Regions from separate parts of the Homo sapiens genome. Here region 1 is linked to region 2. A link is a loop called in an ENCODE intact Hi-C map of the cell type or tissue named here. Cell type or tissue: endothelial cell of umbilical vein. All regions are shown on one strand. Links, peaks and the distances in the headings refer to the core of each region. The heading gives the core; the rest is flanking DNA.

Region 1 (17,385 bases), core at 3,982-11,981, 79 kb before region 2:
AAGAACATTCCGTGCTCATGGATAGCAAGAATCAATATCATGAAAATGGCCATACTGCCCAAGGTAATTTATAGATTCAATGCCATCCCCATCAAGCTACCAAAGACTTTCTTCATAGAATTGGAAAAAACTACTTTAAAGTTCATATGGAGCCAAAAAAGAGCCCGCATTGCCAAGACAACCCTAGCCTAAAAGAACAAAGCTGGAGGCATCATGTTACCTGACTTCAAACTATACTACAAGGCTACAGTAACCAAAACAGCATGGTACTGCTACCAAAACAGAGATATAGACCAATGGAACAGAACAGAGCCCTCAGAAATAATAGCACACATCTACAACCATTTGACAAACCTGACAAAAACAAGACATGGGGAAAGGATTCCCTATTTAATAAATGGTGGTGGGAAAACTGGCTAGCCATATGTAGAAAGCTAAAACTGGATCCCTTCCTTAACACCTTATACAAAAATTAACTCAAGATGGATTAAAGACTTAAATGTTAGACCTAAAACCATAAAAACCCTAGAACAAAACCTAGGCAATACCATTCAGGACATAGGCATGGGCAAGGACTTCATGACTAAAACACCAAAAACAATGGCAACAAAAGCCAAAATTGACAAATGGGATCTAATTAAACTAAAGAGCTTCTGCACAGCAAAAGAAACTACCATCAGAGTGAATGGGCAACCTACAGAATGGGAGAAAATTTTTACAATCTACCCATCTGACAAAGGGCTAATATCCAGAATCTACAAAGAACTCAAACAAATTTACAAGAAAAAAACAAACAACCCCATCAACAAGTGGGCGAAGGATATGAACAGACACTTCTCAAAAGAAGAGATTTATGCAGCCAACAGATACATGAAAAAATGTTCATCATCACTGGCCATCAGATAAATACAAATCAAAACCACAATGAGATATCATCTCACACCAGTTAGAATGGCAATCATTAAAAAGTCAGGAAACAACAGGTGCTGGAGAGGATGTAGAGAAATAGGAACACTTTTACACTGTTGGTGGGACTGTAAACTAGTTCAACCATTGTGGAAGACAGTGTGGCGATTCCTCAGGGATCTACAACTAGAAATACCATTTGACCCAGCAATCCCATTACTGGGTATATACCCAAAGGATTATAAACCATGCCGCTATAAAGACACATGCACACATATGTTTATTGTGGCACTATTCACAATAGCAAAGACTTGGAACCAACCCAAATGTCCATCAATGATAGACTGGATTAAGAAAATGTGGCACATATACACCATTGAATACTATGCAGGTCATAAAAAAGGATGAGTTCATGTCCTTTGTAGGGACATGGATGAAGCTAGAAACCATCATTCTGAGCAAACTATCACAAAGACAGAAAACCAAACACCACATGTTCTCACTCATAGGTGGGAATTGAACAATGAGAACACTTGGACACAGGCGGGGGGGAACATCACACACTGGGGCCTGTCGTGGGGTGGGGGAAAGGGGGAGGGATAGCATTAGGAGATATACCTAATGTAAATGACAAGTTAACGGGTGCAGCACACCAACATGGAACGTGTATACATATGTAACAAACCTGCACATTGTGCACATGTACCCTAGAACTTAAAGTATAATAATAATCATCATCATCATCATCATAAAGCAAGCAGGCAAAACAAAACAAAACAACCACCTTCCAGGGTTACCGACGGCTTCCTTATCCAAAAATCCAAGGTATATTTTGCATTTCATTTATCTTACTTTGCAATCCTTGACATTGTTTATCATTCCCTCATTCCTAAAGCCATTTTATTTTTTTACTTTGGCCTCTTTAACTCCCTTTCCTGTTTTTTTCCTACCTCTTTGGCTGCCCCTTCTACTTCTTCTTTGCAGAATTAGCCTATATTACCTAGATTAAATGGAGAGCTGCTCATTCTATATTTGATCTCTAGAGAGTCCAATCCTTACCTATCAGTTATATTTAGATTTCCATATCAATAATTCTCAAATTTTATGTCTTTGCATTGCAGCCACACTGGCCTTTCAGCTCTTCAAATGCACCATATTTGGTCCCCCTATATTTTTGCACAAACTGTTCATTGTATCAAGAATATGCTCCCCCCTAGTAAACTCTTGTTCAGTTTTCAGATCTCAACTGAACTTATGAGAAGGCTTTTCTCACATCATCCTAGGTCAGGTTCATTTGCCTTGCACTCCCATAACACTGTCTCTTTCCTTCAGAGAATTTAATTTACAGTTATGAGTTTGTTCTGTCTCCTCCCATTTCGGATGATTTCAACCCTCCTGATCTATGTTAAAGGCAGAGAGAGCAAAGCAAACATTAGTTGTTTTCATTGTCATCCACCTTTTTGAGGTAGATGAGATCTGTCATTTCTCAGTCTAGAGTCTCTTTCAGTTAGCAATACTGGTGAAAGAATAAAAGAAGCAACATGCATGTGGTACTTACTGGCACAGGTTGCAGTGAAACCATTGGGAGAAATGAGTTTGCAGTGCCTCCAGAAACTCTCAGGTGAGCAAACTCAATTTATTCCTTTTCTATACCTCCAATCCTTGCTTTCCCAAGTTCATTCTTAACAGGGAGCACACATCCCTCCAAGGCATTTCTGCATGTCCAATATGTTGCTAGTTAGCTGTTATTCTGCCTTTGATTACTTTTTTCTCTTTTCCAAATTAAACTTTTTGAGACATTTTAAATTCACAAAGATGTAAGAAATAACACAGAGAGATCCCATGTGTCCTTTTCCAAATATCCCCCAATGGTGTTGTCATGCAAAACTGTAGTACGATATCACATCCAAAATACTGACAGTGATACAGTCAAGATACAGAATGTTTCCATCACCATAAGGATCCCTCTTGTCGCCCTTCTACAATCCCACCTACTTCCTTCCCACCCCCACCACCTTCATAATGCCTAGCAAGCACGACTCTGTTTCTCACTTCTATAATTTATTTCTGTATGTTTATCTTTTTTTGTTTGGGGGTTTTTGCTTTTTTTAGACAGGGTCTCACTGTGTTGCCCAGGATGGAGTGCAGTGGTGCGATCATGGCTCACTGCAGCCTCTGCTTCCTGGACTCAAGTGGTCCTTCTACCGCAGCCTCCCAAGTAACTGGGATCACAGGCACATTCCACCACACCCAGCTAGTTTTTGTATTATTTTGGTAGAGGTGGTGTAAGGAACATGGAAGTGCTTTGGTCAAGGACAGGCTGAAGTAAACATCCAGAGTGACTCAGCGAGTCTAGAGTGCAGGTGTATAATTCCACTTGTTATCATAGCCACATAGACATAACATAGAGAAGTTCACCACCATAGCCATAACATAGGGAAGGTTCATCACTTGGCTCTATGCCACTATTGCCTGTAAAATATATAACTGCCCTGTTAACACTGTGGAGGCACACTGGTACCCAGAGAAAGACAGAGAGCCAAAGCTGTCTGTCTTTGCAGACAGACAGAGGGGAGCCAGGACACAGCTTGGCCTGCTCGTGCCCAAAGAGAGTTTAGCTGCTCACCCTGAAGGCAAGGGAGAGTTGGCCGCACAGCTGTGTGTGTGGGCTGCCTGACTAAGCAGCCGAGACAGGGCGGAGAGAGCTGTTTATGAGAGCTGCTGCTGAATAAAATCATCTTTCACCTGCCTTTGGTTCCCCAAGGGTTCTTTCTGCTCATCTACCCACTCCCTTGAACCTCAGCATGGGCTGGAACCTGACCCTGGGCATGACATTTGGCATAGTCATGAAACTGACAGGGTTTCACTATGTTGCTCAGGCTGCTCTTGAACTCCTATACTCAAGCAGTCCACCCACCTCGGCCTCCAGAAGTGCTGGGATTATAGGCGCGAGCCACTGCGCCTGACCTGTATGTTTATCTTTTATCCTGGAATCTTACTGAGCTCATTTATTTTATATATAGGATTTTGTATGTAGACAATGTTATCTGCAAATAGGGAGTTTTAATGTTCTAACTCTTCCTTTCCAATCTCTATTTTTTCTTTTTGCTTTTTATCCCATTAGCTACAATTTCCAGCACCATGTTAATTAACAGTGGTAAAAGCAGACATCTCTGCCTTGTTTTCCTATCAGAGGGAAGTAATTCAGTCATTCATCATTAATGAACATGATCTGTAGCTTTTTTGTAGGTGCTTTTTATCAAGTTGAAGCAGTTACCCTCTAATTTCTAATTTCCTAAGAAGTTTTATCATTTCTGTATCACAAACACTGAATTTTGTCAAGTGCTTCTTCTCTGATACAATCATGTGATTTACTTTTATTCAGCCTGATAATACAGTAGTCAATTCTAAAATATTAAACCAGATTTGTATCTCTGAAATAACCTTTATTTGGTCTTTAAAAAGTATTGCTAAATTCTACTTGCTAATATTTTGCTAAGGATTTTCACACCTATATTCATAAGGATATTGGCCTGTAGTTTCTACCGTTGTGCTGTCTCTGCTTTTGGTAACAGAATAATTCTAGCTTCATAAAATGAAGTATTCTCTCCTTTTCTATTTTCTGGAAGAGATTGTATAGAATTAGTGTTAATTCTTCTTTAAATATTTGGTAGAATTCTCCAGTAATTCTTCCATCCCCAGACACTCTGATGTTATTAGCATGTAGCATGACCCAGGCATTGGGATTTTAAAAATCTCCCCAGGTGATTACACTATGCAGTGTGAATTTCTTAACATTTCCAATTAAAAAGTACTGGAAATTTGTCAAGTCTGAAGTCATAGATAACAACCTTTAAAAACTGGTTTGAAATGTTCTTGACATTATGAATATTCACCTGTATTTCCAGACAAATTTGATTTATATATCTTTGGGATAAATAAAAAACATTTTAACATTAAAAGTTCAAAAATGTCAGACTTCAAAGGCTTTTTTGTCACCTGTACTTTTTCTTCTTAAAAATCAGAAGTACGAAATGGTCTTTTCATTAACCTATGTCCTAAATTCAAAATCCCCCAAACAAATACACTGCATACTAGATAATCAGTTTCATGATTCAGAGCATCGAATATAAAATGTACTACTGCTTCAATAATACACATCTTAGATTTATAAAGTGAAACAAAGACTGAGAATTTAAGAAAACTGTCATAGTATTGCAAACCCTTGAATATTGAAAGTAATGTCATATGCGTACAAAATGTTCCCATTTCCATTTGAATAAAAACACGGCCACTATATGAATAGCTAACGAAAATATTCATGGTTTACAAGAAATTTTCTTTCCAATGAAATGAATTAAGCTTTCAAAAATGAACCGGACACCGCCGCTTACGCCTGTAATCCCAGCACTTTGGGAAGCTGAGGCAGGCAGATTACGTGAGCTGGAGTTTGAGACCAGCCTGGGCAATATGGCAAACCGTCTCTACGACAAATACAAAAATGAGACAGGAGTGCTGTTGTATGCATATAGTCCCAGCTACTTGAGAAGCCAAGACAGGATTGCCTGAGCCCAGGGAGGTCAAGGTTGCAGCAAGCCAAGATCAAGCCACTGCACTCGAACCTGGGCTACAGAATGACATCCCGCCTCAAAAGAAAAAAAAGGAATAAAAAAAAAAGCCTTTTCTGTTTATGACCAAAAAAAAAAAAAGATGGAAAAACTATTTTCCCATTATCTAGTTTTATTGTCATAGGCCAATTGATGCTTTATTTGTATCAGTATGAACTTCATGGGGAAAACATAAATTGCTTTTCTGGAGAAAAGGTGTTTGGAGTGTTGATTAAAAATATGGGGACGTTTTTATGAGTTTTTATTTGGCGGCTCTGTGAATTCTCATAGTATAGTATGAAAAATGAAAATTCCAGTCCAGATTCTGACACTTATTTTACCTTATTTAATAAAAATAATCTCCCATACCTTTCAATAGAGACTCATGATGAGACTATGGAGTTTCTTGAAAACTTATAAAACATCTGTAGTTTCAAGAAAAAAAAATCTGCTATGGTATACAAAATCCTGGCAATTACATATTGTGGAAAATATCCATAAGAGTGTCACTACTGCAGCAGAGCTTAACTACTGTATTAGGCATAATTTGGTTTCTGTTATGAATATGGAATAAATTCAGTTAAGTTCTAACGTATTTCAGAGAAAATAACAGGCTGTTCACAAAGCACAATTATTACTTATTTATACATATCTGCTTTGTAAAAGAAAATTCAAAATGTATCACGAGTTTTAAAAACTATATATACTGACCAGGAAGTTCTGAGAATATATCATGAATAATTAAAGGCATGATGTTCACAGCATTGTTTATACTAAAAAGTGGAAAGGTTAAGTTCCCAAAATGAGAATTGATTCATTACATTGATTCATCTTCAAATAATGGAGGGACCATTAAAAATAGTATCAATATCATAAGGGAAAAAAGGTTACAAGGCAGTAAAAATTATACAATTCCATTTTTAAAATGTCTAGAGATCATTTATAAATGACAGGCTATCACAGTACCTCCACGCTTTTAAAAATTTTTAGCTTCTCCGCAATATTACATGATGAAAAAGATTAAAGGAAAAATTCCTTCATTGTGCAGAAACACTTTTCAGATAAGTGAAGGCTGACAACATGCTTAATCTGCAAATACTCCACGGGGGCTGGCCATACATGTTTGTGTGCCTATACACAAACATATAACTTTTTAAAATAATTGTACCATTATTAACCAAAGTCCTCTACTTTGCTAGATCTTTTAACTAGATTTTTATCAAAATTTGTGTATCTGTAGATGAGAATGTATTTTCTTGCAGAAGCAGTGTCACGTTACCATGTTAGATGACAGAAGATACATATGCGATGAAAATCGAAATAATTCACATTCATCATTCAATAAAACTATTAAATAAGAAATGAACATGCTGAATGCTGGAAAAGCAGGCCAAATCAGATTGGGGGAAGAAATGGCTCAGATGAACTGTGGAAATTACAGAAGTTCTGAAAACTTTCAACGGCTTTGCAAATTGACACTATAAGCACTTTGTGTCCAATTTCACTTCAGAAACTACGGCATTCCTTCTTTAACATCAGAATAGTATTTTTATTCTTATCACTTATGATAAAGAGAATTTTTTGGCTGCCAAGCAGAATAAAGAGAAAAACTTCCAAGCAGGAAAGGAGTCAGGAATTTGGGGGAAGGATCATGAGGATTTATGTATCTGTGAAAGGAGGAGACATAAAGCCAGTGACATACTGGTGCCAAGATTGACTTAATACAACTGAAAATGGAGGGTAAAGAGGGGAAGAGGAAATGTGGAGTCATTTCTTCGTATAAACATTTTCAGAATTCTCAATTATGTAATGCCTAATGAATGCAATTTTTTTCTAGTATAAATTAACTGATGTAAGATGTAGGACAATTTTAAAACGTTAACAACTGTTTTTAGTAAGACTTTTATTTTAAAAATTTTCAAAATATAAAAATAATAAACAATATGGATTTAACAAAACATAATTCAACTATAAATAATAAAAATGTTGACAACCCCACATAAACATTTAACACTATAAACATTCTAAGCATACAAGAGTAGTATTCTAGTTCAAGTTTTATCTTTTTTCAGTTCAAGTTTTATTATTACTTTAAAAAAATAAACAAAAAAGCTGCTACAGCTTAACCAATTGCTTTCGCTCCACTCAAAGAGCAGGGAAATTTTTTCCCCATGCCAACACACATTCATGAAATGGGATACTTATGGGCACAGGTATTTAAAACTGGAACAATCCAGTCTCCAGACAAGAAGACTCCTTTGGTGTTTTTCAATTCAACAGTCCACCGAAATTGAGTTTAAATAAACCACTTATTAGAAGAAATCTTGTGCCAGACAATATGTTCTGAAGTAGCATCATACCCAAAACAGGTTTAGCCTTCTGAGAATGAAAAGCAGGCATCCATGAATGCTTTGCTGATACTTAAAACATTCTATCATATGAACATTCATTAAGGTGCTGGAAGGAAATCTTGGGACAAAACAAAAAAATCGACACATCAATGCAAAAACCTACAATGCAATAATACTTCTCTTTACAACTCACCAAATGTTCCGTAAATATTTAAGAATCACTATGCCTCCTGTTGAGTGACAGACATGGGAATTTAAAGCAAAGCAGGATTACATATTTTAGTATTAGAAAAGTTTTTCATTTGAAATAAGGGAAAACAGCCATGCTGAATGAGTTTTTGGATTCTAGCCAAATTAACTGCCTTCCTCTTAACAAAACAATTTTCTTTTTGGGAAGCTGGGCACAAATAAGTGTAAGGGCATTCTGCATCATATTCTTAAATTATGATGTGTTTCTAATGGGCTGGGCTCTCTATCTGACTCAGCACAGACCACTTTTATAAGTATGCTGCTACATTATAATAAATCACAAGGAATCAGATTAAAACCTAGCAAAGTCTGAACAATGGGTTCAAAAATGATACTGAAAGGTTTTATAGCACCAATGACTTTTTCCTAAGACACTTGAGGGGCCTGTATCATTTTAAAGTATGATTTATCTTGTAAACAAGACCAAAAATATTCAGTTGATCTGTATTTTGAGCATAAATATTTATAAACTCTATTAAAAAAACAAATATAGCATGACTAGAGCAGCTTAATAGTGTAAAATCTAAGTATTGAAAAATATAGATATATAAAAGGCTTTCATTATGCAATCATGCAGAGGAAACTGCTTCATTCAATTACACAAAAGTGATTCTGTACAGTTATCTACAATAGCTCCATGAGAATCCTATTTAGGAAAATAAAATAATGAAAACCTTATCTCTAATCAACACGGGGATTTTAAATATGTAACTGACTAGATCTCAAAGCAATTTTAAAAAAGCGCAGTGATCTTAGTGAGAATCAAGTCATCTTGAATTCTGATTCTCAATGGTATCTTCAATTTTGTTTTGCTTTGTTTTTAATTTTAAAAGCAAAAAGTGAAAAATCAAACCAAACCAAACAAAAACTCCAGGATGACAAAGTTGCAGGTAGTGGCATGTAGTCCATATCCATTAAACAATCAACACTGTTAACACCAAGTTTAGTGTCTTCAGACAATGGTCTTTACCCTAGCAGTAAACCAGTGTAGTAGGGGCAGAAAATTCTTTGTTTACAATTAAAAATACTCAACTAATTTGGGGAAATATTTATGAACACCCTGTGGCTAGTTTGTAAATGTGAACCAAAAGTCTAACAACAACAACAAAAAAAGGCCTTGTAAACTACTAGGTCTTTAAAATATTAGAAGACTTTCCAAATTATGTATTTTTAACCAAGCCTAGAATTAACCATGCTGTATCCAACCAATGTGGATCAAAACAGTTAATTTACATTATGACTGATGTGTTTATTACATTCTTTTTACTCTTCATGACAAATGCAATGCATACTCAAGGGGAAAAAAAGTTTGCAGAATGTTAAGCTTTGCACCAAAAAAAAAAAAAAAAGTGATAAAGGTAGTATGGCTGGATAAAAATAAAACAAGGGTGAATAAAAATCAGTGTCAATTGGACTTTTCTAATATAGTTACTACCAAGTATAGCTTCCAACTTTTTAAATGCCTCCTGAGAATCTATGAAGGAATACTCAGAAACTAAGTGCAAACATTTCTTATAGTCCCATTATAAAAAAGATATTGTGGCTACATATTTAGGATGAGATTTAATCAGATTCTTTATAAGTAATTCTAAGCCATATTAAGTCATACTGCTTATAAATAATTTGGACATACACTTCTTAAAATGGTTAAAAACTAGTCTTTACCAATGTTAGGCACACAACACTATTTCCTCTTGCTTTAAAGGTCGTCTTCGATGTCTTGATTGAAAGTCAAAAAAATGTGAAAAAATTATGTTAAGACATATAATTTTTAAAATATTTATAATCCACAGATCATCATTTGTCACTTGGAAGAAAATTATTTTCTTTGTTGGTTTTGAAGGGCTAAGAATTTTTAAAAAAATATTTGGGTAAATGACCTTGGCAACATCAGAAAGTATATTCAGAAGAAATGCACAAGCTATTACAGTACATAAAAAAGTACTTTATCATCTATTCAAAATTATTTTCAGTGGCTATCCTACTCCCAGAAATATATCTTAAGATCCCCCCAAAATTAAAACCAAACTCATGTTTAACTTTTTAATTCATTTTCATTTTAAATTGCTCATGCTAATGAACACAGTAGTATGGCTTTACAGATTTCCTAGACACAATCCTCAATTTGGCTCAGACTTGAATATACGTCATCCAAGAGAACTTTTTCGTTCCTTCTTAAGGTGTTTAAAAAATAAATGGCTATAAAGTATGGGGAGAAAACATTTAAGAATAAGGTCAGAGCACACATTCAGATACACTTTGGACTCAGATGTACTCTTAGAGAACTGTAGAGATAAAATGCTAATTATAGTACATGTAAACATCTGTTCAAATTGATAAAGAGTGAACATAAAATAATAGGATGATATTATTGTAACAGTCGTCTCCAGACAGGAACTGGTCTTGCTCTTGCAGTCACAAAGCTAAATTCAGGCAATGATGATCTCTCTCTGCTGGAAAAAGAGAAGACTATTAAAAAAAACTTTGAAAATAGCAAATAAATCTAAAACTTGAATCACATCATAAATTGACCTCCAACTTTTCTAAACATTAAAAAAGTCTATTTGAGAAAGAAATCAAAATCAAAGTTGCAGGAAAATTACACAAAGCTTTGGGCTAAAATGATTTTACCAAAACCTCTCTGCATCATACTCCCTTCAAACATTAGGCTGCAAAAGATCACAGCATACAACATATCTATGGTCTAAAATTTTCATTGCGAAAACTACTTAACTGATATGGAAAATTTTCACAGAGATGTGGGTAGGCAAAGAAATTTTAGGAAATCATGAACAAATTCCAAGATGTTGTAAATAAAAATGAAAACAGATACAATCTTCTTAAGGTTTCCCAAAGATTTCAAAGTAATTGCAAGATACATCTAATTTCCTTAAACTCCATATGATAATCACTTCATTTGTTAATCACATTATATGAAGTAAAAGTATACTAAGCACAAAGGCCCACAGTAAAAATAAAAGGAATACATGGAAATCAGACAGTGCCTGGTATACAAGGAGAGGCTAACTTTGGATGATGGGAAATGAGTAGATGGATGAAATAAACAGTGAGGGAGGATTTAGGAAGTAGCAAGTATAAAAAGTGGATACGAAAAAAGTAGAATTTTAAAATGCTTTTAATTACATTAAGTAACAAGCACATAATATGGATAAACTGCAAGAAAGTTATACCAAATTAGGTGTTTTTCTACTAAGCAAGTTTGATGTTTTTCATTAGCAATTAATGGGAATGGCAGTCATGTTCACCAAAGTTTCTTTCCTAGGATTTTTAAGTAGCAACTTTGGAAGATTATCTATTGTCATCTGACAGGTATATAATGATCAGAAAGGAAAATTTTAAAAACTGCTCTTCCCTAAAGGCCTGTATACATACCTTTGAGCAACTAGCCAGTTCAAGAAGTTAACAGGAACAAGGTAGTTCCTGAGATCTGGGAAAAGGAAATTTTCTTCTTGTCTTACAAATATTGTACACTAGAAATTTAATTCTGCATTAAATTTCCATTTGTAATTTACAGTATTTTATAAGAACAAGAAAAGCCCCGAGAGAAAGACCAAAAAGTTAACTAAGCCAGAATTTCACGCAGGAAATTTTTGTTTTAAAAGGCTAATATAGACTTTTGTAAGTGGGGCAGGTGTGTGTGTGTGTGTGTGTGTGTGTGTGTGTGTGTGTGTTGGGTGGAGCTTACAAAATTTATATAAATTCTAGAAGAACTAAAACTAATTTTCTATCAGTCTACATTGTGTGTAAGGAGGGAAAAGAAAACATATTGATAAAGTTTGCTTCATACTCTAAAATAGCCAGTGATATTTCAACATGCCAAATAAGCAACTGTTGCTTCCTTTTTGAACCCTTATAAGCCAACAGTTAGTGTTCCAAGTAAGAGTGGATAAAGTCCCCCAAAATCAGTTCTAGTAAGAAGACATTTCTTTCAATTAAACTTAGCCACACTTTCTACAGGAAATCAGCTAAAACAGTGAAGTCCTGTCTTTAAACTATTAGTTGTCACATTTAATCAAATCACAATAAAACAAAAGCTATGGAATACTCTCCCATTCCTGCAACATGTTTTCATCAAATGCTTGGGTATCAGTTAAATATAAAATTTAATTTGATTATGTTACAATTATCCAGTAACATTTAAAACAACACTGCTTAAGTAGAGACACAAAATATTGGGTGAAATAAGTAAAACGACAACTCAACCATCCCTTGAAATAATCCTAATCAATCTTTTAACCAGTAATACACAACGTTCCTCAATTTTTTCCTGTAGGAAGAGGCGACCTACATTGCTGTCCTCAATCCTTTACCAACTCCCAACTCAGCCTGCAGCCCAGCTCTGTACTAAAGCAAAATAATCTGTTAGGAGAGCTGCAGAATTAAAAATGTGTTTCTAGTTTCAGGTAGCATATTGGTTTGTTTTTTTTTTAAAAAAGAGTAAACTGAGATGGAAAGGACAATTTAAATCCATATTGGTGAGAGAACTGACTCTATCTGCATTACTAGCAAGTACTTCTACTTTAAAACTCTGAATTTAGAAGGAAAATGAAAAGTTACAATTGGAAAAAGGAAGTGCTGGTGAATACAGAAGTTCATCTCTATTTTATAGGCTGAATGTAATTTGTACTGGCAAATGCAAGCATGTAGGAACACTATACACAAAACTGTACCAAGAGGCATCATATAAATTACCATAACCAAATCCAAGTTGTTTCCAATGATAAAATGATAGAAAACAACAACGATAACAGGGAGAACTGGCTTAGATATATTAAATTGTTTTGTCTCAAACACTAATATAGTACCAAGGAAACTATAGATGTAAAAGGGACCTTAGAGATCATCTAGTCCAACTCTTTATTTTACAGACAAGGAAACAGCCCTGGATAAGGCAAGAGACTTGTCTAAGGCCACAGAGTTAGTTGCAGAATTGGGACCAAAAACTAAATATCATATAAACCTTGTCTAGTATTCTAAACTAGATCACCTTTGGATATAAAAATTAGTGGGATGGACTAGACTGGTGGCTCTTAGCATTTCTAATCATATACACTGACAGAAACCAAAAGTGTATTTTACCTCTGAAACAGACAACATTTATTAGTCCAAAATATTAATGCCTTACTAAATGTTGTGGAAATTCCACTAAGCCTACATATGTGTATACCTCCATCAGTACTTGTAACCCCACAAGTGACAAACTCAAACTGTATCAATTGCTTAGCAAAATGCTCCCAGTGACTGAGGAGATCTTCAAGAGATTTTTGGAAAATTGATAAGAATTAACAAGGGAGGTATTTGTCACTCTATGATTGGATATTTAAATATGCATTCATTCATTCATTAATTCATCCAACAAACATTTGAGTGCCCACTATAAGCCTGGCTTTGTGATAAGCACTAAAGATAAAATGATGAATAAGACATGGTCCACCTTCCTAGAGGAGCTTGTAATCTAGTGGGGAAGACAGACATAAACCAGATAAATTATATTACAATGTAAGTACTGTAACAGAGATATGAACAAAGTGCTGTATTAAAAGGGAGGGTATAAGTATGAACTGGCGAATGACCAAGTAGTCTGCTAATTTTGTGCAGTATCTTTGAGGCAAGAACTACCATATTTACTATAAACACAATCTCATGTTCCACTCCATCAATAATTAGGAAAGCAGCAGCATCAACGTAGAGTTAAAAAAAAAAAAAATTGGCACTGAAATCAGAATGCTTGCATTCAAATCTATTTTCACCCACTAGCTATGACTGGGCAAATCATTCCATCTCTATTAGCCTAAGTTTCCTTATCTATAAAATGGAAATGAACAACTCCTTCCTAAGTTTTAAATGAAAACATATGAAAGTACATGTAGAGTGCTAGTATTTATAAACAAGTAAAAAATTCAGTAGCAACTTAATACTAAGTAATATTTATAATTAAAATAATATTAATACTATGAATAATATAATTGTAAACCTAATTAATGTTGGTAAGATTTAATCTCCATTCTTTGGGATCACGCTGAAATATATTTGTCTTCTGATTCATTCAAAGCAACATGGCTTAAAACATTTTAAGTTCTAGGAAAACTGATTAGCTATTCATGGACTGAAATAAACAGAATATGTATTTTCAGTTACATTGTAAGGGAATTTTATAATTTTTGAAATATCAGGCTAAAACATACTAATCAAATTATAAAGCCAAAAATCAGCATGGAGATTTAACTGGCCTTTGAAAGATTTACTTTCTTTGTAATACCTGTTTGGTGTAAAGAGAAGAAACGTGAGCCTCTGCCAATTTGGCACCTTTCACGACTACTAAAAAGAAAAGAAAACAAACTTACCTAATGAATCAGAATAGCACATAGTCAACATACAAGAGACTACATAAAAATAGATCTTTGATTTAAATATATAAGTAAAAATAGTGACTTTTTGAGCAAAGTCACTATTTTGACAACTGAAATCTGATTTTGAAATTTTAAATATAAACGTAGACACGAATTGCAAGGCAAAGCATTTCTATGAAATAGTGTTACCATCAAGAAAATACACACAACTTCAACCCCAATTAGGGGTGTATGGGGAAGAAGAAAAAGAACAGCATCCTTAAGTTACTCCACTGGCAGAAGACTATGGTGGTGGTGGAACAACAGCTTTTGATTGTGAGGACCCCAATATGGAAGAAAGTAATTTTTTAAATGTGATTTTTTAATATTATCACTATAATCTCAAGAGAGGCAGAAACACTTGCAATCAAAATGATGAATTTGAAAATATAAATATGTAATCTCCCACCCCCATTCTACAAAGAATGCATTTATTTCCTGGAAACTGCCATATCAACTTTCAATGATCATGTTCACTTGCAAAAGAAATCCACTTAAAAAAATCACAGTATTGTTGCAAACATCAAAGATTTTTATACAAGTATAGGAAGTACACACTTAAAATATCAGACTGGAACACTTACCAAACAGTGTTTTCCTAAAGTAGTATCTATAGTACATTTCTTTATTCATATATCTTCAAATGGTCAAGTTTTCTTTCATACATCCAAAATGTAATGTGATGTTTTCTTATTCACCAAATGTTAGCTCTACTTGCAGTCTGGTTCCAAACTAATCAGCCTGCTTTTAAATTTTAAGACATTTGTTGAAAATTTATAGGATCAAACCAAACTCAAGTGGTATAATTTTTAAACATTGGATTGTACATTATTGTAAGGGTACCAGTAACCATTATTATTAAGAATAAGTTAGTGATTATAGCTCCTTTTGTGATAATTGGGGGGAAGGGTAGATCACCATCTGGAATGGTCTATTTTAATTTTTTTCTTTTCTTTTTTCTTTTCTTTTTTTTTTTAAATCAAGGAACATTGTCTTGGCTTTTTTTTTTTTTTTTTTTTTGTCATTGCTTTTCTCTTTTCTTTCCTTTTTTTTTTTTAAAGAGACCATTCCACTTTATTATAACATCTGGATGCATAAGGACTCATGTAAAGCAGTCATACACCATTATCATTAAAACCCATATGGTAAAATACATACACAGTCCAACAAAAGGCTAATACATAGTAAAGCCTAAGCATACTACTATGTAATATTATAATACATAACTTGGAGACTTTAGTTAGAGTACTATGTTATCTATTCAGTTTTGAAAACATTCATTAAGATTTTAAATGCAAATTCATTCCTTATTTGGAATAAAACAAAGTCCTCTAAGTTATAACAAGTATTGGTCATAAGTTTTCAGACCTATTCATTAAATTACAAAGAACCCAAAGAATTCTGTGATGTCCAGTAGAAGTATGTAATAAAAACATTGCATATGTTTCTAGTGTGATGTCTTTAGCAATTGTTTACTGAAGTAAAATGCAAACATCAATCTTTCAAAATACAAGATCAGAAGGTAGTTTTCTTCTTTTTTGTCTATTTGTGAAATCCATCTTCATCACATTTTACCAAAAATTGTTTTTACAAATATGTAAAAGTACATTAGATAATACTAATGAAACACAGGTAGAGTTCTAGCATATGCAGATCAATGATCAGTCAAATCATCTTCTCCAAGAACGAGATTCATTGTCCTCTTCTTCTTCATCATCATCTTGAAGTAATGAGTCATCCACCAAAGACTCTTCCTGAAACTTTAGGTTAAAATGTATTTAGGAATTTACCCAAAAAAAAAAAAAAGAAAAGAAAAAAAAGGTGACACTTTTAAATACTCATCTCTCTCAACAGAGTTGAATACAAAAGGTATTTTTATAGCTAGAACATTCACAAAACAAAGAAAAGCAACATTTAACCACTCAATGGTTTCTCTATATGATCTATTCTATTGCTTGCATGAAACACACTAAACAAATATCAAATAAAGCCTTTGTACATGCCATTTTTTCCTGCCTCTCTTTAGCAAATTACGCCATCTTCTGTACCTTTAAAATATTGGTCAAACTTTTTAAAAAAGAAAACAGTAAGTTTTCTCTAATTTACCCTCCTAACCTTGAATACTAAAATCAACCAATGACTTGTATAAAATTCTACCAAGATTTATATTTATATTTATTTTCTGCTGTATGCAACAAACATTTTCTATTATTGCATTCCTTTCTTTTCCCCATTCCCTTCATAAACACTTCTCAGACTGCTATTTCAAACTTTTCAAAATACCTAATACCAGGAGCTCTCCTGCTTTTCTCCCCATTCAATTCAAACTCATGGAAGGACAAAGGTATAATCTAAAATATAAAATGACAAATCATGTATATGAGTTTCAAAATATACATTTTTATTCTTGCATTTGACTATGGATATGTATAACAGCCTTGAAATGCTCTTCAAACAAAATGAAGTGCCATTATGAAGGTAAAACATGGAATTATTTAGTTTTCCCACCTTACCTTTATTTATTAACTTAAACTTTTTCCTAAAGTTTATTTTGTGATTAAGTAAGAGTTGCTTACTTTTAAGTTTTTGGTTTCAAAGGCCTCTAACACTTCACTGGCCCGTACCTCTTAGCCATCAGACTAACTGCTGTTACTCAAAGAAAAATGCACACTTTCATTTTTCCTGATGCTTATCCCTCCATCTAAAATACCTCTCAATTATATTACCAGCTCCAGTTCTAGCTTATGAAGCTGTTTTACTGCTTAGGGCCCAGTTCCACTATCAATACCTCCTTTAAAATTTTTGGGATGGAAACAATCACTCCTTCCTCTGAGTTTCCAGAGCATGTTGTTCAAATCTTTA
Region 2 (17,385 bases), core at 5,223-13,222:
CTTATAGATCGGGGAAAAAAAGAATCAAGTTTTGAAAAGTATTTCTTAGCTCCCACAAACAACAAAATCTGCCAATAAAGTATGATTATGATCACCAAGTGCTCCAACTGCAATTACTCTTCTGTGTGTGTGTTGGGGCTGGTGAGGGAGCAGAATACAAACAAAAGCAAAAACTACAAAATAAGGCATGAGATCTAACTCAACAATAGCATTTGTAGAAGGCAAATAGAAGGTGAAAACTTAAGCACTTTAGTAAACGGTTAAGTTAAAGGAAATGAAAGTGTGAAATGGCTGGGGGGGAAACATAAATTATAAACATGCAATAAAACAGAAAACTGAGAACTAGACAGGAAAGAGTGCTGCTCTCCTATGCAGTAGAGTGTTAGTGCTTTCAGTTCTAGGTTCCACCTTTATAAATGCATAAACAAACTCAAACAGATTCTTAGAAAATGACCAAGATGGTAAATGGATATCATTATTAGATGGTTTTCTAGGGATTCTCAGCCTAGAGAACTGAAATGTCAGAGAGAACTTGGTAAGTCTTCAAATAATTGAAAAGTTATCACAAGGAAAAAGGATTACATTTGTCCAATATATCCTCCAAGGAATGTAACTAAAGCCAGTAAGCAGAAGCAGCCAAACAGGTTTTGGCTTAAAATAGAGATAGGCTTTTTTTTTTTAAAATAATCAGAGGCCTCCCAAAGGCAGAATAAACTGCCTGAGGGTTCTCCTTCATTAGAATGGTTTCAAGCATAGGCTGAACAGCTCTTGGCAAATAAGCACTGGACTGGATAGTAAATCCCACACAAGTATCAATGAGTAAAATCATTAGGTTTAAATCTGTTCATAAGATACTGTGCAAATATATGAAATATAAAATAACACATTAGTCTGTTCAATTACTGATCTACATATATTAGTAATAGAAAAGCATTTTTTAAAAATTACACTGTAGATAAAATACACACTACAAAAGATCTGAAACATATTAATAGTTACTAAGAGAGAGAATATACATACAAATATATGTCTCACTAGATCAATGGCTCATTTCTGTCAGGGAATCTTTCATCTTCATATAAAGTTTGATGAATAAAATAAGAAAATAAGTATGTTGGGTTTAGTGATTATCGTCCAAATATCGCATTCATTATTCAAGAAAATTTTAAAAGCACCTACTCTGTCACTGTTCTAGATCCTGAAAATACAACTTTTAGAAACATCACTGTTGCCACGGAATTTACATTGGGGGGTGGGGGGAACCAATATGCATATTACACAAACATACGTTTATAGTATGTATTGTCATGTAGACACGTGCTCTGAGGAAAAATCCAGGTTGAAAAGATAAAGTGTAAAGGAGGAGAAAGGAAGAAAGGTAAGGAGAAAGAAAACAGAAAAGATAAAACAAGTATTATTTAAGATCATCAAGGAAGGACTCTGTTGAAGGGACATTTAAACAGGGATCTGAATTTAGATAGGAATGGAAATGGAATGCAAATATGCTTTATGGCTATCCGGAAAAGAAAAAATTTTAAAAAGCCCAGGCCAAGGGAACCCATCAGAAAGAGCCTAAGGCCTACTTGACCTTCTTGACACATATGAGGGACAGGAGTCCAGTGAAATGGAGCAAAGTGAGCATTCACGAACACTGGGGTTTCCAATTTTAATTCTCCAAGGATTTCAAATTAACTGCTTCAGTGAGCTTTGGCAAATTAAATTTCCAAATCACTATGAAGTCATTCACATCAATGATTTTAAAGGCATAAAAATAAAACTTTGTCAATTCCTGAATATACTGTGTTAAGGATACAGCTAATAAAGTTTTTTTTTTTTTTTTCTTTTCATTTCATTTTTTTAGAGACAAAGTCTTGCTGTTACCCAGGCTGGAGGGCGGTGGTGCAATCATGGTTCATTGAAACCTTGAACTCCTGCCAAGAGATCCTCCCACCGCTGCCTCCCCAGTAGCTAGGACTACAGGTGCACACAACTACACCTGGCTAATTTTTGTTTGGGTGTACAAATAGGGTCTTGCTCTGTTGACCAGGCTGGTTTCGAACTCCTGGCCTCAAGTGATCCTTCTTCCTCGGCCTCCCAAAGTGTTGGGATTTACAGGTGAGAGCAATAGTGCCCAGCTGGCATCTTTGTTTTTAAAAACAGTTCAGTTGGAGACTTCCAGCTTCATGCATACCCTTTAAAAGCATAGAAGTGACCATCTAAGAAGGTCATTCTCTTCCAACTATATCTGGGGTGGAGAGGGAAGTACACACACTAAAGTTACAGAAGCCAAATTAATACAGAAAATCAAATGTTATAATAAAATATCTTTAAAAACTAAATATTCTTAACAAGAAACAAATCACCTCTGGAAATAAAGGTTGTACTAATCCCCCAACACACCCATAGTGTGTTTTAGTTTTTCAGATTTTCAAAACAGTAATGAGACCGTAAAGAAAGCTATAATACTCCAATACAATATTTCAAAAAGTTTGTTTTGCACGAGTTTCTTGGAGACTTTAGAAATTCAGTAGAATATAACTCACGGAATTTAACCCAAGCTTCCATGTTCAGTAATCTTGAAAAGAAGCTGGAGGTGGTAGTGGGAATTAAAAATTAAATTTAAATATGTTAACTGAGTAACTTTAGAACACGGATATGCACCCACGTCTGTTCTTTCCAAATTTTCATTTTATATTCAGGAAAAATATCTAATTTGCATCAAAGTCATGATTTTATATTCTGTACTTAGAATTACTCTTTTAAAAATCCAAATTTCATTGCAGCAAGCATAATACATACATTGAAAATTTTAATTGTAGTTTATTACATGCTTCACTTAATTCAAACAAGAAAGCAAAAATAGATTACTTATATACAGTAATTAGTTACAGCAAAGACTACTCATTAAGAGTTATTATACACCCAGTTCATTCTACAAAATAAAATCAAAATATAAGCATATCTAAATATGATCCATCCTTGAGCATCACACAATCTATTAATACTTCTTCATCACTGCAAAATGTATCACAATACATGTAATTATAACACTGAAAACTATTGGCCAGTTCTTTTATTCCCCCACATCATTCCAAGAAATAGCATGATTCCATCTTACTTTTAGAACAGTGGTTCTCAAACTTTTTGGTATCAGGAGCCCTCTATGCTTTAAAAATAGGAACCACTCCAAACAGCTTTTTATTTAAAAGAGTTATATCAATATTTATCAAGAATTAAAATTGAGAAAAAATTTAGTTTAGTTTGATATAATAAATCCATTAAAACTAGCATAAAAACTCTCTATATTTGTTTGAGTAATCAGAAGAAGAATTTATGTGCAAACAAACAGGAAGCCCATATGTGGGGCTGGCTTTTTTTCTGAATCCAGGAGTTCAAATCATATCACCAGGACTCTCTATTCTGCATTTTTCACTTTCAGAAATGCTCTCTATGTGTGGCAAAAATGATGGCCCCCAAGCAGTTCCCAGCTTACATTATTCTAACAGCTAGTGAAACCAGAAAAAGGAGGCTACTCTTCTCTCCCCCAGCATCCGTACTGGCCTCTGAAAATGACTCATCTTCCCCATTTAGGTCATATCCCCACTGCAGGTCAGGGATAGGCAGAGCTCTATGATAAATAGCCTCACCTGAAATTAAATACCATATTTTTAAAATTAAAAAAAAAAACACAAAAACTATTTTTCCAAAATAAAATACAAATTTTCTGAGAAGAGTGACCAAGTTTTACACTTTTTGCAAATACCTTTGTTTGGCTTAATAGAAGACAGGCCGATTCTTACATCTGTTTTTACATTCAGTCTGTTATGACATGTTATACTGGTTGAAGTACATGAAGAAAACCTGACCTGACACAGATACATAGTTGGAAAAACAAGGACCTCATAGACACCATGAAAGGCTCTCAGGAAATTCCAGGAATCCTGATATCACACTTGAGAACCATAGCTTTAGAAGTTACATAACTTCTAAATTAAATAAAAAAAAAAAAAGAAGTGCCCATTAAGTGTCAAAGACCCAATAGTCAGATAACAAAACCAAAGTAAAAGTTTGTACTGTTCAGTGCAAACAGCAGCAGCCCAAATGACAAATTAAGCCCAGATAGTTGTGGTTATAATTATGGTTATACATCAAGCCACAGAACTCTCTCTTTAAAAAAAAAAAAAAAAAAAAGGTGTATCTGCAATATGGTAACCCATGACTAACCTTCATATTTAGGGTTTTTTTTTTTTTAATTCCTATTCATAGTTGAGGAAGAATTGAGTTATCTGAGAAAAGACTGGTTCTAGAGGCCACCCCCACTCCATTACTCACATTCTGTCTAGTTAACAACAGATCTCAGGTAACCCATCCCTCTGGTTACTAAAATGAGAGAGCAGAGGCTAGTGAACATTTTCTTTTAAAACCAAAAAGGCAAAATTATCCAAAAGAAATAGCACTAAAACTAGAAATACAAAAAACCTAGTTCTATCATCCTGTTGGATAAATTTGGCTGAGTCGATTAAGCCTTTAACCTTTTTCTCATATTTCTTTAAAAGGTCTGGCTAATGCTGTGTGGTTATATATGTTAGAGATTCACTTCTAAGTCTTTCTCTAACATTGCTACCAAAATTTTCTGATACGGTTACCACAGTCATGCCAAAATTTATCTTTAAAAATGAGAAATTATTATGGACACTTTTCCGGTCATGAATCTTAAGACTAAGCAAACTAAGCTTCAGTTTTTTCATCTAACAGCTGACTTGCCAAACTAGAAATAATTACAAATAAATATAATTACAAATAAGACACACTTTATTAACCTGCCAAGCACCCTAACAATCGTTAAGGGATTACTAAATAATGAACTATGATAAAAAAAAATGCCTATAATCACCCCTAAAAATATACTTTAGTTAAATTCTGGTTGCTATATTTTAAGTCCTATATTACCTTTCAAACCTACTTTGTCCCAAGCCAAATTGTTAGCCTTTCCATGAAGCAGTCTGGTATTGAAGAAAAGCACTGAACTGTACTCCAAAAAACAATTTTCAGATTTCCAGTCTGGTGTTATTTCTGCTTTATTCACTAGTTATATAATCCTGCGTTAGCATTTTATTTCTCTAGGCTTTAGTTTACTCATTTAAAAAAAAAAAAAAGGCACTGAACCATACGATCTGAAAAAGTGGGTCATTTTTGTGAAAAAATATTTGGCTTTCACCACCTTGCGCTCTTTCTCCCTTCCCATTCCAGTAACTTTTAGTTAACTGAATTTCAAAATAATTTAGTACATAGCATTAGAATCTTCAAGAGAATTTTTTTTCTTTATGTCTTTCTAAAGAGTCACAGAATCCCATTTCCTCAGCACTCATGACCAAATTTTGAGCCCTTAGAAGGCATAAATAAATTCTACTTAATAGAAACATTTTGTGTATTTCTCCTAAATTGCCAGACCTATATAATTTCTGTACATTGTTTCTACCACTGTTACATAGCAACTACTGGTATGTTTGACTGTTTCTCCCATTGGTATTACAGATAACTATGCCTGCCTTTTCCCTAGAACAAATCACAATGTATTGAGAAGGAGCTTCTAATTACCAACATTATAGCAATCTAAATTCAGGCATTTCACAACTCACTCTTAAACTAGACTAAGAAATAGCTAACTAGTCTTCCTTTGTCTTCAAAACGTTTTATCTAATCAAACCTCTACATGCCATAAACTGGAATGCAGTGGCGATCTCAGCTGACTGCAACCTCCGCCTCCCGGGTTCAAGCAATTCTCCTGCCTCAGCCTCCCCAGTAGCTGGGATTACAGGCATGTACCACCACGTCTGGCTAATTTTTGTATTTTAAGTAGAGATGGGGTTTCACCATGGTGGCCAGGCTGGTCTCGAACTTCTGACCTCAGGTGATCCACCCACTTGGGCCTCCCAAAGTGCTGGGACTATAGGCGTGAGCCACCTCGCCCAGCAAGCAACATTCTTAAAAAGAGACTGGATCAAGTAACTCCTGTTTTAACCTTCCCCACATCTCATAATATAGCTCCAAAATTGTCCAATCACTTCAGTATAGCAATAAAACTTTCTCTACATCTGAAACCCACAGAGGCTAGGTGGATTCAAGAGCCTTTTCCTAATCACAATGTATACTCACGATTCCTCCAAACTTCATGTATTCTCACAGAACTTAACTGTTCCTCCAATTTGGCTGTTTAATGTCATCACAGGCATCCAAACTTAACATGATTCAATTTAGGTAAGTGCATTAACAACTTTAGAGACTGGTAACTGCAAGTTTATAAAGCAGTTTTCAAAAATAAGTTCTACCTATTTCAGTCTGCTTGCTACTATAAAAAATTAAACTTTTTAAAAAGGTAAGATAAGCACTTGAGATCATTAAAGAAAGTAATAGTAACAAATAAGAAACGTCACAATGACAATTTCTTACAAAATATGTCCAAAAAAGATCACAAGTTACAGGCCTCAAAGTACCTGTTATTGCATTTATAACTATTACAAGGAGCAACAAATAAACGACCGGCTGAAGTATATATTAATGCTATGTGGAATCTATAATCATTCAAACACTTTTCATTTATAAGTGACTTCATTTAAGATTTTATAAATTTTTTTATCAACTTTTAAATTGCCTGTAAAATGGAAAATAAATAATTGCAGAATGTATGGAGCAGAGATATACAGAACTCAAAAGTAGGCTAGAATTTACACTGACACACTATCTCCCGTAACTTCTTTTAAAATGGCTCTTTGAAACAAAAAACAAAATGAGGAACTACTTATAATGCAATACATAACATCATAAAACAAGTTCCTCTGAAGTACTAGATTTAAACCAAGAAAGTATACTTAATACTAAGAAAGCCTCCAACAGCAGCATTAGCTGACTTCTAGAAAATAACTTCTACTAATGAGAATAAAGCAAACATACACATAGAGGAAGATGTTCATTGCAGAGTTATTTAAAAAGTCAAAAACAGTGTACTAGTTGCGTTGTTAAAGAAAAAAAGAAACGGGAAAAAAAATAGTTATTTGGAAAGCCAAAGAAAAAAGCAAACAACCTAAATGACAAATAAGAACAGAATGGTTACATAAACTATAGTCTCTCATCCATGTACTAACCAAGCCTAATCCTGCTTGCCTTCCAAGTTAGATGAGATCAGGGGTGTTCAGAGTGGTATGGCCGTAGATGATTTGGTCATGCAAAAACACTGGATTTCAGCCATTGTAACGGCATAAAAACTACATATTAACAGTAAAAGTTCAAGGATGGGAAACGTAAAGAGGATTTTGCTTTTCAAGTCAAAGTCTTTTGGTAAGTTTTCCTTGACTACATACAGGAAGTACTTAAATAATTCAAGAAAATAAGCTTTTTTCCCCTAAAAAGTAATAATTACATCATAAATAAAGCACTATTTAAACAAAGTGCAATACACTCACATAATGGAATTCTATGGAACCACTGGAAAGAATAGGAATCTACCTAACAGTATACTTTTATGGGATGATGTGCAGTGTTACTGGAAATACTAGTTGTAGTAGCAACATATAAATGATTCTATCTATGAAAAAAAGTCATGTATATTCATCAATAGGTGGCACATGCATATTTTTACAGATATATGTTTACAAGTTTATATATGAGAATCAGAAAGGAATAAGAAGACTGATTTTTGGTTTCTATTTCTACACTGTTTAAATTTTTATTAGAACCATCATGTACTATTTTTAATTAGTAAGACTTAAGAAATTGTGTCAAATTAACAATAATGAGAGCATTATTATTGTTAACTACTGTATATACCATGATTCTGACAACAGAATACTACTCAGCAATACAAAGAAGCAAACTACAGATATATGCAATAATATGGATAAATCTCAGGCACATTAAAGCCTTGCTCAAAATAATACTCTGATTCCACTGACAGAAAAGTTCTACAACAGGTAATACTAATATATAGTGTAAAAAAGGCAGAACACTGCTTTCTTCTAGAGGTAGGTGGGGGCATGGGAAAAGAAATGAGTAAATTTTCCAGGGCAAGGGTAATGTTATCTTAACAGGTGACTGGGTTACAAAAATGTATACACTTGTAAAAACTATAAAATGGTACACTTAAGATCTGTGCACTTGATTGTATCTGTATTCTAAAATTAAAATAAAACTAAAGTACTGAAGTAAAGCATGGTATGCATGCTTTAGGGGTAAGTGCACTGACATCTGCGATTTACTCTGAAATGAACCAAAGGATAATAGTGACAAGCACACTAAAATGTTAATGGTAGAATCTCAATGACGGGTATGTCACTGTAAAATTCTTTCAACTTTTCTGTATATTCAAAATTTTCAAAATAAAGTTGTAGGGCAAGGGCAGTCAAGGAAAACCAGGCAGGAAAATTCTAAAAATGAACATTATTGACAGAGGACTAGCCTTTCATCACCAAAAATAAGAGAATAGTGTAAAAGATATAGATCAATATATAAAAAGTCTAGAATAAACCCAAATACACATAAGAACTTAGTATCTATTTAAGGTTGCATCTCAAATCCCTGGGAAAACATGGATTATGCAGTCAAGTTTTATAGAGATAACTTTGTGTGCATCTGAATAAAAATACATAAATAAGGCTATATCCATACTTCATACCTGGATTTTCTTTAAAAATAAGATCATAAAGGACATGGATGATACTACTTGAGAAAATACAGTGACTGGTTTCCATTTTGCCTCACTGACTTCTCGTGGTAAGTCACAGTATGATTTGTAGCACGCATATAGTCAATTAGAGTTCATTAATTGACTGGTAACCCAATTAGTATGCTGGCATACAGTAAGCACAACTAGTGATAGCTTTCGCTATAATATCACTGGCAGTAACTTCATCTCAAAATAGGGAAAGTTTTTCTGACTATGACTACAATAGAAAATCCAAACCCCATGAAATAAAGGATAAATTCAACTACATAAAATGAAGCATTTCTTTTTGTGTGTGTGTTTTTTTGAGACAGTCTTGTTCTGTAGCTCAGGCTGGAGTGCGGTGGCGCCATCTAGCGTCACTGCAACCACCACCTCCTGGGTTCAAGCAATTCTCCTGCTTCAGCTTCCCCTGTAGCTGGGATTACAGGCGCCCACCACAACACCAGGCTGATTTTTATATTTTTAGTAGAGACATGGTTTCACCATGTTGGCCAGGCTGGTCTCGAACTCTTGAACTCAAATGATCCACCCACCTCAGCCTCCCAAAGTGCTGGGATTACAGGCGTGAGCCACCGCACCCAGCCGAAGCATTTCTATATTAGAAAAATTACCATAAGCAGAATCAAAACATAAATGTCAGTATGGGAAAGAGAAAGTTGCAGATCATATCACAATTTCCCTAATACATGAAAAGCTCCTACAAATCAACTTTTTAAGAAACCAACAATGTATCAGAAAAACTAGGGAGTGTATGAACAATCAACAGGAAAAAATATATAATACGTAACACTATATATAATTATATATTATACAAGAATACATAATTATTATATAATTATATATTATGCAATACATTATTATATAATTATATATTATACATTATTATATAATTATATATTATACAATACATTATTATATAATTATGTATTATACAATAATACATAATTATATAATAATGTATTATACAATACATAATTATATAATTATATATTATACAATAATACATAATTATTATATAATTATATATTATACAATAATACATAATTATTATATAATTATATATTATACAATAATACATAATTATTATATAATTATATATTATACAATAATACATAATTATTATATAATTATATATTAATTATATATAAAATATATAATTAATTGTATAACGGTAATATATAATTAGTAATTATATATAATTACATTATATATTATTTATGATGTAACCATTACTTTTTAGGAAAAAAGCTTACTTTCTTAAATTATTAAATTAATCTCTGGAGCATTATATATTATATACAATAATTATGTAAGTATTATGTACTATATATGTAATGGTTACATCATAAATCACATATATTCTAATATATTAGTTATATAATTATATGTTATATATTATATATAAACATAATTAATATGTAAAATATGTTATCCATATATAATTTATATATATTTATATATATAAATAAACATAGGAAAAATTTTTCAACCTAACTTTTATAAAACAAACACACATTAAAACTATGTTAGCCATTCCACCTCGGGCTGGATGTGGAACATCACAAGAGACCACTGCTCTCACCCCAACAAGAAACAAGCCGCTTTAACTACAAAACTGTAGTATTTTTTAAAACCCAACAAGCTTGAGAAGACCAAAAAAAAAAAAAATCTGTAAATGAACTAACTATATTCTAGAAAGTGACAAACTCTTCAGAAGAGCAAAGAAACTCATGTTTACTCTCATTCCTGGTGGAAAGTCAGGAAGAAAAATCTGACTCCATAGATGGAGGTACAGAGAAACCAGCGAAACTTTAAATCATCTTTTAGCAGTCATATACACATGCTGTCGAGAGATTAGAATCAGAAGTACCACAAGCCACAAAGTGAGTCTACAGCCACTCATCAACACTTACTAACCAAAGACTCATGAGTAATTCTGGGAGCAAGGAAGAACTACAAGAGATTACCAAGGAACTACTAGCTTCCAGCTAACAAAGTCTGAGTGTAGAGCACAAGGGCTGAGTGAAACCCCTCTGAGGCATTCTTGGGTGGGTTACCATTCAAAAGACAAGGAAAGGAGCAACAATGCTGAAAAACAGTTCCAAAAGTCATAAAGGCAGGAGGTAGGAGTTAAGAACAAAGATCTCCCCAGCAATTCAAAAACCTGGAACCAGGGGCATCTGATCTCTCAAGCTGCCCACTTGGCCCTCTTCCAAGTGTACTTTACTTCCTTTCATTCTTGCTGTAAAGCATTTTAATAAACATTCACTCCTGCGCTAAAACTTGCCTCAGTTTCTCCTTCTGCCTTATGTCTCCTCGGTCGAATTCTTTCTTCTGAGACAAGAAGTGAGGTTGCTGCAGATCCATATGGATTTGCAGCAGGTAACATACATCAGTTCCGCATGACTTGAGTACATTCCCTACTTGTAAGAGACCTGTACACAGTACCATCTTCGGCTGGAGACATTCAACCCCCATACAGTTTTCTTCTCCCATTCGCTGTCTGGCTTACTAATCAACCCTCAGAACAATTCCTCTTGGTCACAAGTGGCTCTCCTCCCCCCGTATGACCACTGAGATCACCTTGTGGGGGTGGGAAGGACCTTGGGGTCTGCACCGAGTGGACCTGAGGCACTAATGGCCCTCCTGGGCAGGAGGCTCACGAGAATGATAGGGTTAAAGCCTAAAACCGTGCAGTGCTTGGGGTTTCCTGTTTTTTCAACTAAAATCAGCTTTTCTCCAAGAAGCTGCACTGCCTATTCTTTTTGTGTGTGTGTGTTCTGAAATGGCTTTGTGCACGTGCTGGACTGTTCACCTTGGGGGCAAGTCTGCTTCTCTGTTTTCACTCTACATGCCACGTGACTTCTTAAACACACACTTCCTATTATTTGTGCGCCTGCGGCTTTTACTGTGTTTACACAGTAGCAAAGCCGGGATCCCCCGCAGATATCCCCTGAGATTTGTACTTGTTCTTACCCTACCAGCTCAAATGACCTCCAACCTTCCCCTCTGCTGGCACATTGTGGGGACAAACACTAACTGGAACTGCCGCTCTGCTAGCTCCTTACGACTTACCATATGCTTTCCATTCCAGCCCCATGGCTGAGTTTTCTGGTGGCTTTTGAAGCAGTTTGTCAACCTCCATAAAGGCTCACTCTGGCCCTTCAATGATTCCACCTACTTGCTTTTTGAGTTAGCACCCCTTTGGTAGGAAGAGAAATTCTTCTGCCATTTGCGAGTCCTTACCTCAAGCCCTAAGTCCTCTAGAGGTTACTACTTTCTGTCAAGAGGGCAAATAAACGTTGCCCTCTGGAATCAAAGTGCCGTTTTTGGAAGCATATAAAGGCTTTCCATGAGTATTTCTCTTGCTTCCTCCCAACTTCCTTCTGTAGCATCCATTTCTCTATTCCGTGCCTTTCTCAACATGCATCAAGACCTTCAAGGTCATATTTGAACAAAAGGAAGTCCAGCCCCCTTGTAGCAATTAGCTAAATTTTATTTTATTTTTATTTTTGACAGAGTCTCGCTCTGTTGCCCAGGCTGGAGTGCAGTGGCACCAGCTTGGCTCACTGCAACCTCCGCCTCCTGGGTTCAAGCGATTCTCCTGCCTCAACCTCCTGAGTAGCTGGGATTACAGGCACCCATAACAACACCCGGCTAATTTTTGTACTTTTAGTTTGGACGGGGTTTCACCACATTGGCCAGGATGGTCTTGAACCTCTGATGTCAGGTGATCCGTCCACCTTGGCCTCCCAGAGTGCTGGGATTACAGGTGTGAGCCACGGCACCCAGCCCCAAAGGGAAAATTCTCATTCTGCCCTCAAAGCATTTGAAGCCAATGGTGAACTGAATCAAACGAAAGTTGTTACAAAGCCCAGAACCAATCAGACTACAGGGCAACTGACTCAGCCTCCACTCAAGTGGCCTAACAAAAAAAAGGCATGCCCCCTTACTGAAAATAAATCTTATTTACTTCAGTCTCTACAGTCCTTTTACACAAAAGATCTAGCATAAAACCAACTAAAGGGAACACAAAATAGTAAGAAAATGTGATCTACATGAGACGAAACAGTCAATGGAAACATACTCAGAGACTGTCCAGATAATAGATTAGACGGGGACTTCACAATAATGATAAAAATGCTAAAGAATTTACTGGAAAATGTGGACAACATGCATGGAGAGGTGGGGAACTTCAGTGAATACACAGAAACTATTAAAAAGAGCCAAATGGGAAAATCCAGAAATAAAAAATCTGAATCAGAAATAACTCTCCTTCGCAGTCTGGAAACGGTAGAGGAAAAACAATAGTGAACTTGAAAACAGGAAGAGGTTCATATCTATAATCCCAGCACTTTGGGAAGCTGAATTGGGAGGATTACTTGACACCAGAAGTTCAAGACAAGTCTAGTTAATATAGTGAGACCCCATCTCTACAAAAAAAAATAAAAATTAAATTAAAAAATTAGCTGGGTGTGGTGGTGTGTGACTGCCATTCCAGCTACTGAGGCAAAAGAATCCCTTGAGCCCAGGAGGTCCAGTCCGCAATGAGCTATAATCATGCCACTGCACTCCAGCTTGGGCAACAGAGTGAGGCACTGTTTCTAAACAAACAAACAAACAAAAAAATGGAAAATAAAAAGTATCCAAATCAAAAGCAAAGGGACAAAAGTAATTTTTTAAAACATACATGAGATTTTCAGGATAATATCATATAATCTAACATACAAGGAACTAAATATAAAGTCTCAGAAAAAGAGGAAAAAAAAATGGGGCAGAAAAATTTTGAAGACATAGTGACCAATGAACTTTCCAAAACCGATGAAAGACCCAAAACACAGATCCAAATTGGCAAATCTAAGGATAAAACACATAAACACAGACAGACAAGCCTATCATCGTCAAACTGCTGACCAAATAAAAGGAATTGAATCTTAAAGGTAGTCAAAGGGGGAAAACAGACACATTACATTCAGGAGAACAAAGACTCAAATGACAGCAGATTTCTCACCAGAAACAACAGAGGACGGTGGCAATGGAACAATATCATAAAATAACTGAAAGAAAGGTGTAAAACCAACGACCTAGGTTCCACTTTAAGAGGAAAAGGACAGCAAATTAAACCCAAAGTGTTTTAAAAGGGAATCATAAAAATAAAACACTGAAATAGAAAATAGAAAAAAAAGTTAACATTGTTCTTTAATAAGCTGAATAAAACTGAAAAACTAATAGCAAAATTGATTAAGAAAATAAAAGAGCAACCAAAGGTATAATTAAAAAGGGGAAAGGAAGCATCACAATAAATCCTAGTTATTAAACGAATAGTAAGGTTACAATGCAATGTCAATAAATTTGGCAACTTCAGAAAAATCTTTGAATATCATAAATTGTCAAGAGTGACACAAGAAGAAACAGAAATACCTACACAGCCCTATACCTATTAAAGACATTGATTTTATAACCAAAAAATCCTCACAACAAAAATTTCAGTCCCAGATGGCTTCACTGGTGAAGGATCCCAAAAATTTTAAGGAAAAAAAAATAGAACCCTAAATAAATTTTTTCAGAAAAACGGAGGATAGAATACTTCCACTTGTTTTAATATTATCAAATCTACCATAATATAACATGACCAAGCCTGGTTTACCTCAGGAATACAAGATTGGCTTAATATTTGAAAAGCAATCCATGTAATACACCATATTAACAAAAAAACGGGAAAATCTGTATGATCGTCTCAACAGATGGAGAAAAAGAACTGGCCAGGCACAATGGCTCATGCCAGTAATCCTAGCACTGGGAGGCTGAGGCAGGCAGATCACCTGAGGTCAGGAGTTCAGGACCAGCCTGGCCAACATGGTGAAACCCCACCTCTACTAAAAATACGAAAAATTAGCCAAGGGTGGTGGCGCACGCCTGTAGTCCCACCTACTCAGGAGGCTGAGGCCTGAGAATCGTTTGAACCTGGGAGGTGGAGGTTGCAGTGAGTCGAGATTGCACCACTGCACTCCAGCCTGGGTGAGAGAATAAGACTCTGTCTCAAAAAAAAGAAAAAGAAATAAGAAGTTAGCCAAGTTAACAATAACCTTTTATGACAAAAATATTAAGCAAATTAAGAAAAAAATTCTCAATCTGGTAAAAGGCAGTTACTAAAAACCTAGAGCCAATATCAGTAATACTGAAACATTTAATCTCTTTCCCTTTAGACTGGAAACAAGACATGGACGTCCACTCTTACTACTTCAACATTGTACTATTGCTTCTAGCCAGCATGATAAGAAATGAAGGTATATTGGGAGGTTGAGGCAGGCGGATCATGAGGTCAGGAGATCGAGACCATCCTGGCTAACACGATGAAACCCTGTCGTCTCTACTAAAAATGAAAAAAAAAAGTTAGCCGGGTGTGGTGGCACGTGCCTGTAGTCTCAGTTACTCGGAAGACTGAGGCAGGAGAATCGCGTGAACCCGGGAGGTGGAGGCTGCAGTGAGCTGAGATCACGCCACTGCAATCCAGCCTGGGCAACAAACCAGACTCCATCTCAAAAAAAAAAAAAAAAAAAAAAAGAAATGAAGGTATAAAAATCAGAAAATTGTCATTACTCATAGATGATGAGATTGGTAGAAGAAAATTCCACAGAATCTATAAAATAGCTACTAGAATAAGTACACTTGGTAAAATTTCAGAATTCAACGTCAATATACAAATATATTTCTATATACTAACAATAAAAATCAGAAAATCAAAATTTTAAAAGCATTTGTAAAACATGTCGCAGAAAAAAATAACAAAAGAAATGCTTCTACATAGGTAAAATATCTCAAGAAGAATCACTAAGTAACAGATCTTGAACTTACTCCATTATTTAATACACACATAAAAGATACTAATAAAACCCTAAGTTAAAAATAAACTTTTACCTATTTCAAAGTTACTGCATGTAAATTGAAAAGACTTTTTCCACAGAAATAAAGTAGTAGGAGAGTAATGAGTAAGTCTAGTAGGAACAGCTTACCATTCATTCATTTCTCTCATTCATTCTTTTCTCTGGCACAAAGGAAGCAAGAAGAGGGAAAAAAATCTTACAAGCTATTTAGCTCAAGCTTCAGTTAGTCATTCTCAAGCTTAGGTTATGTACATAACTAACATGGGAATATTTTACATTTTGCTCATAATACAGTCCCTATCTCTCAGTTTAAGCATGTAAAATAATTTTGAGAAGCACTGTCAGCCAAAGATAAGGAAGTGCTAAAACATACAGAAAAAAAGTGCTAAATGCATTTTAACCACTCAGCATTCAGATGGAAAGGCCAAATAAGATTGCAGCAGCAAAATGTGATTATGAAAGTCAATTTATCACAAGTTAAGGGGATAAAGAAATAAAGAAAAATGTTTTAACCAATAATTATAGACTATTAACTCTTCTACCAGCTATAAAATTCATCAGGTTAGAATTACTATAATTCTTTTATGTGCAGCTCTATGGAGACAGCAATCTTGCACATAGCAACATTCAATAATACTTTAACAAGTAAATATTAATATACTTCAATGACCTTTCCCTCTCAAAGAAAAAAAAAATCTGAACTTAAGCTTTACCTAAACTGAAGATGCTAGGAGTAAAAATGGAAAGAAGTAGACCCAAAGACTACTTAATCTTCAAATAGCTCACATATCTGCTGTTCTGAAGTTGGGTAGATTCTATAGTTTTACCCAAATTATTGCCTCTTCCCTTGGTTTTAGGTACACAAACTTGAAATTTCAACTAACGCATTTAATAATCAGGTATATACTACACACAAAGCATTGTGCTAGATAATGTATATAATGAACAGGAACATAGTTAAATCTTAAGAGCTGGAGTCTGCTTTCAAGGGCCTGAGACTCTAATAATAAAGCTAAAATAACACGACTAAATAATTTAATGTACAAGTGATGAGTGTCATGACAACTGAAACCAGTGCTGAGAGAGAGGAGTCATGGTGGGAGGAGTCACTTCACCCAGCTGGATAGATCATAGGCAGCTTTCTGGAAGAACTGGAATCACACTTGATCTTTGACTTCAACACAAAGAAAGGATATAAAGACAGTACACCATAATACAACAAGGCTCTGGAATCAAAATGTCTTCTTTTGGATCCTGTCTCCATCACTTACTAGCTATGAATAAAGTATGCTAATTCATCTTCCTAACACCTATCTTGCACACAATGAATGTATAACAATTAACATATATTAATAGTAAGCACTCAATAAATGGTGCCCACTACTAATCTTCAGAAAAAAGAAACAGTAAAGTTTCAGAAAAAAGAAACAATAAAAAAAAATGACAGTGAATCACGAAAGTTCAGCTTTGCTGAAATTAAGACTCATATAAAAAGTAGAAAGATATAAATGGAAAAGATAATTTAAAGCAAATCATTAGCTTTCTTAAAGGCAAGCTAAAAAGTATGCAATTTATTATCTGGGAATGCTGAAGGTTTTGATCAAGCAATGGGATACAAACAAGGCTGGGCATCCATGTCAGAAGAACTGGAAGGGAGAAAGGCCTAGAGATAAAAACAGATTTGTTAGGAAGCAAACTGCAATCATTTAGATACGGAGTGTGAGCCCCCTACTAAGCAATGTCAGTAAGGATTATTAAGAGAGAACCTCATGACTAAGTGAA

The links. Hi-C counts contacts between places; a loop is a spot of excess contacts. Peaks named below come from ENCODE experiments on the same cell type or tissue, not always from the same donor. Only the 100,000 strongest peaks of a DNase experiment are listed, where the experiment ranks them.
Region 1: a loop joins it to region 2, with 2.6 times the contacts of the local background. A loop is called at or near these places in 3 of 110 quality-filtered maps.

Annotation. Positions count from the first base shown.
Region 1 is chr13:79,304,428-79,321,812 of GRCh38, forward strand. It overlaps RBM26 (RNA binding motif protein 26), which reads right to left. Exons shown (of 22, transcript NM_001366735.2): 22 at 14,441-16,283. The coding sequence ends at 16,194. Among named protein-coding and RNA genes, the nearest start is that of RBM26, 93 kb to the right of the region's middle. RefSeq lists an enhancer at 3,039-3,540. In endothelial cell of umbilical vein, for the core only: no CTCF peak of the experiment used is centred there; DNase peaks (open chromatin) are centred at 7,224 and 8,204.
Region 2 is chr13:79,382,421-79,399,805 of GRCh38, forward strand. All of the region lies in intron 1 of RBM26 (RNA binding motif protein 26), which reads right to left. It also overlaps the pseudogene RNA5SP33. Among named protein-coding and RNA genes, the nearest start is that of RBM26, 15 kb to the right of the region's middle. RefSeq lists enhancers at 10,777-10,836, 10,847-10,896. In endothelial cell of umbilical vein, for the core only: a CTCF peak has its summit at 9,058 (motif pointing left); DNase peaks (open chromatin) are centred at 9,041, 10,651, 10,991 and 11,571; H3K27ac peaks cover 614 bases.